Regions from separate parts of the Homo sapiens genome. Here region 2 is linked to region 1. Evidence: chromatin loops called from intact Hi-C (ENCODE). Cell type or tissue: heart left ventricle. All regions are shown on one strand.

What was found. Peaks named below come from ENCODE experiments on the same cell type or tissue, not always from the same donor. Only the 100,000 strongest peaks of a DNase experiment are listed, where the experiment ranks them.
Region 2: it touches region 1 in a loop (4-fold over the local background); 3 of 110 quality-filtered maps call a loop at or near these places.

The regions. Positions count from the first base shown.
Region 1 is chr1:99,531,376-99,533,875 of GRCh38, reverse strand. No RefSeq gene overlaps it. Among named protein-coding and RNA genes, the nearest start is that of LINC01708, 45 kb to the right of the region's middle. In heart left ventricle, no CTCF peak of the experiment used is centred here; no DNase peak of the experiment used is centred here.
Region 2 is chr1:99,661,642-99,664,141 of GRCh38, reverse strand. It overlaps PALMD (palmdelphin), which reads right to left. Exons shown (of 8, transcript NM_017734.5): 2 at 1,743-1,823. Among named protein-coding and RNA genes, the nearest start is that of PALMD, 17 kb to the right of the region's middle. In heart left ventricle, no CTCF peak of the experiment used is centred here; a DNase peak (open chromatin) is centred at 1,391; H3K27ac peaks cover 2,500 bases.

The DNA.
Region 1 (2,500 bases):
ATAATAATAATAGTATTTTGTACTGAAACGTGAATGTGTTGTGAACGTGATAAATATTTTAAAAATATTTAGTTGAATCCTCTCAAACAAACCTAAAAAATGGTAACATTATTATGATCAGTATTCACAGATGAGGGAAACTGAGGCTCAGAGAAATAAAGTAATGTGCCTGTCGTAAGTGACTGTCGTAGTTCGTTCAGGCTGCTGTAACAAAATACCGTAGACTGAGTAATTTATAAACAACATAAATTTATTTCTCACAGTTCTAGAGACTGGGAAGTCCAAGATCAAAGTGCCAGCAGATTCGATGTGTGGCGAGAACTCTCTGCTTCATAAATGATGCCTTGTTGCTGTGTCCTTACGTGATGGAAGAGGCAAGGGGCCTCTCAGTCTCTTTTATCAGAACGTTAGTCCCATGTCTGAGGGTGGAGCCCTCATGACCATATCACCTCCCAAAGGCCCCACCTCTTAATACCATCACTCTGGGGGTTAGGTTTCAAGATATGTACTTTAGTGGGACACACACATTCAGTCCATAGCAGTGGTACAGTTGGGAGTCAGGTTCAGATATGTCAACTTTGAGAACTTCATTCTTTGAGAGCCTATTTGATTTTTTTTTTTTAATGAGATGGAGTCTCTCACTGTCGCCCGGGCTGGAGTGCAATGGCACCATCTCGGCTCACTGCAACCTCTGCCTCCTGGGTTCAAACGATTCTCCTGCCTCAGCCTCCCAAGTAGCTGGGATTACAGGCACCCACTACCACACCAGGCTAATTTTTTGTATTTTTAGTAGAGATGGGATTTCATTATGTTGGCCAGGCTGGTCTCAAACTCTTGACCTCATGATCCACCCACTTGAACCTCCCAAAGTGCTGGGATTACAGATGTGAGCCCCCGCGCCCAGCCTATTTGATTCTTAAATACCATCCTCTCTACTGATTTACATGAAGGTAGAATATTTTTGCATCCCAAAGAATTAGCCTGTGTGCTAATCCCTTATTGGGGAATGAATGTAGAGCAGGAATGAGAGGAAAGGGAAAAGAACAAGGAGAGGGCAGCCACAGAAAAGAGGGGTTTTTAAAGATATATTGTCAAACATGTCAGAGCCTGAGGCAGATAAGAACTAAGAAGAAACCACTGGATCTGAAAAGTAGAAAGTGTCTGATGACTCTTGGGGTAATGGTTGGGGCCAGAAGAAAGACTGCAAAAGGAATAATAAGTAAAAGTAAATGTAGCCCTGCCATGTCAGAAAACTGGCAAGATAGATGGGAGAAATGGATGGTTATTTCCAGCTCTCCTAATCTTTTCATTCTCTCTACATGGAGCATTTAGAAAAACAAAAACAAAAACCAAACAAACACATATCCTTTCATCAGCTGATTGCTATGCTGCTTGGCAGGGTTGTCACAATTTAAAGATCAGGACTTAGTCTTACATGGGAGCAAACACTTCTTTGTGGCAGAAATTCATTAGTCTTGCTCCCAGTCGGCTGGTGACAGAATGGGCACTAAGGTTTTCTTCTTGGAGGCTGGGAGTGTTGCTTCAGCATCACTGAGCTCATTATTCCTTTACTTTCAGAGCAAGATGAAATTAAGAGGCCAGCTTGTTAGGAAGTCAGTTCACTGTGTCATACAGATCTAAGAGGAATGTTGGAGCAAGTGCTGCTCCTGAAAAACATACATGGTTATTGGAGTAACAAGCAGAATTCTGTTGATGTTTGCTTTCCTTAGAAAGTAGAAGAAATGGATCAATTATGGCAGGGTTCAAAGCTCTCTATAGCTGAAGAGAAATATCTCCAAGGGCCATAAAAATAAAAAGACAGTTTGTTCATATCAATCCCTAACATAGAAAAATATCACTGGCTACATTTCCAACTATCTATTTCTACTACAGCCTTCAAAGTGGGGACTGGGAATCTCGTGCTTACTTTGAAGAGGCTTGAAATGATTGCCTCCTTTTGCAAAAATCTTTAAATTGAACAATTATTTTCAAGGCAGATTGTCTATATTGAGTCATTCTGCAGAACTAAAAAAAACTTAGTATTTTAAATGCATTGTCGTTTGGAGCACTTTAAGATTAAATAAATCGTTATCTTGGGTGATGCAATATGAAACCTTGAGTAGAGGTCAAAGAAGTTCTATGACATTTACAGATGTTTAAAAATAGTACTTTAAAATAGAGAAAACTATGAATTACCTTTATTAACCATAGTGATATAATGAATAATGGCATCTACCAATAATCAATCTCAAACCGCAATTAGTCACGACACAAGGTTCAATCTCTCACTAAGAGCAAATATTTTACTAGAGTAGCTAATAAATAACAAATTGATATGATTCCACTTAAAAAAATCATGTTTCAATTTTGATAAGGATGATTGATAAACAATGATAAACATTTATAAACCTTGATAAACATTGATAAAAATGTTTCATGTTTCAATTTTGATAAGGATGATTTGTAACCTTCTCAAAGAATTGTTATTAGAAGGTAAGAG
Region 2 (2,500 bases), 130 kb before region 1:
CAGCTTGGGAAAGTGGATAGCACTTTTGTGCAGAGAAAATTGAAACCTTTTGCTCCAGGTATAAGCATCCCTGAACCAGAGTGCACGACTGGCAAAGGAATGTGGACAAGATTTTAGCACCATCATTTCAGGTACCTTTGTGCAGTACACAATCTGCACAACTGTATATGGCAGTCCAAAACATGATAAATGTTTTGATTGGATTGGATCAGGAGAGGTCTCCTGTGTTCTGGAGAGCAAACCAATAAGGAAGATCATCTACTACTTTCCAGACTGTTTTTGGCAAGTGCTGGAATGAGGTGCTACTTCAGAAATGGACCTTTCAGTGAGTCAGGCTTCTCATGCGAAACTTACTTCTAGAACGAACTAAGGGGATATTTAAATCTTCTCTTCTACTGTGAGCTCCACTGTTTTGTGGCTACCCATTCTGCAAGGATAACAATTGCCCATTCTCAAGGATAGCTAGAGAGCTATCATTTTACTCAGAGGCAGGAAGTAGTTCATTGGGAGATCCAGATTGTGTGTATTGTGTGTGTGATTGTGTGTGTGTAAATTGTGCAAGTGTGTGTGTGTGAGAGAGAGAGAGAGGAAAGGAGAGCAAATGACCTCTGGTTTTGGAGTGAGAAATGGCCTATCTAAAAAACTTTCTAGATTTGACTGTTGACTTCATTTGAATTGCACTGGAACAACTTGGAACTTTTTTTTTTTAAATTTCATTGATTTCCTAGGAGTACACACTACATTTCTTGACTATGTATACTACTCATGTAAATTCAATGTGACATATTGGAAGGGGAGCAGACTAACTGTGCTTTGAAATTATCCATCAAACATCGGAAATGTCAACTTGTTTAGAAGCAAAGAAGCAAACAGAATCCAGAGAATGAGGCTAATTGGAATCTTAAATTATGTTTTTTTTCAGAGGCAGGTACTTGTTCCATTAGAAAAATGAAGTCAGTTGCATTCAGCAAGTTTAACTTAAATTTGTAGACCCCTTGAGTGTGCAGCTTTGTATCATTAAGGGGATTCATTAAATCTATTGATAGCAGCCCTGTCAGATAAGTAGTTTCCTGCTTGGGCCTTTTCACAAGGAGCTGCTGTTTGTTATTTGCTTGCATCCTGTCACTAAGCTAAGTAATAAAATGTTGAAACTCAATGTGCTTTAATTACAAAATGGCCACACCCAGTGAAAGATGTAAAATCTGATTTTAAACATGGAAAGTTATTTCTGGTTATGATCTCATGTTCTGTCAAAACAAAATAAAACAAAAACCCGAAGCATACTCAAACAACATTGGACTCATTGCACTGAACTTTTAAATACAAGCATCCTTGACCAGGCCAGACACTGTTCTGCACCCCCGGGGGAATGACTGGCCTTTCATTGATTTCAAAAGGCACTTCCTAGCTGGATCCACTCCCTAGGGATGTTAAGCAAGACTGCGAGCAGGGCCAAATTCTCAAGGCTGAATTCTCAAGGTTGCTCAAGAAAATTGGGAAACTCAGTTATAAAGGATAAAAGTAATAAAACCATGTGTTCAACTTTGCACATGTTTGCTAGAAGGTATTAATCTCATATGCAAATGTTACTAGCTTGTTGGCCTCCCCTATGGTTATTACAATGTTAGTCAAACTATCTTGAAATTTTTTTCTTTCCTAAAGCTTTTTTACTATTGAAATTTGAGTACCAATAGAATTTTTGAATACAAAATCATTGAAATGAAATTAAAGCCATAAATTACCTTCAAATGCTGGTGCTTTAGTTTGTCTTCCTCTATTTTCAGACGCTTCTGTGAGATTTCTTCCTGTATTTTTCTTTTATCCTGAAATAAAAAAGTTCCAGTATATTTTATTTTTAAAATTTGCTTAATTATGTTTCCTTGGGGTTGTTGTCACTATCTGAATGGCCCGTTACTGATATTTTTTTGGCATTGGTGTGAAGCTGCTTTGGAAACTCCTATTTCAAAGCAAAGGAGAGCGAAGTGAGACATTTGAAGCATTTTCCTTATGGGAAAGAATATGAAAAGGCACTTTTTCAAAGAGGGCTTAAACATCCTTCTTCACTCCCCTTTTCCTTCTTCCCCATTAGTCTAGCAAGATTGACCTACTGAGTGATGTAATAGAAAAAGTGAATTGTAAAGAGACAAGTTGTGAAATAGGTGTGAGGAAACATCGTGAGAAGAGAGACTGATCCTGGTCCAAGGTTGAAGAAGCCTCTGGGTGAAAGGACTCCTTATGTGGAAAAACAGGTCAACCTATGGATCGTTAGAAAACTAGGAAGTTGGAAATTGGGACTGTTTCCTCCTTGCATAGCCTGCTATGGGAAGATAGAGGAAAATAGTTTAGATAGTGCTTCTTAACACTAAGAAGGCTTTTAGCTCAGGTAAAACAAAACTCATGAAGATATGTTGTATCTTTCACCAAGTTTAAATTACATTACCTCGGACAACCCAGAAAGCATAACTACTGATACAAAAAGGTTGTACTTTTAAGAAAATAT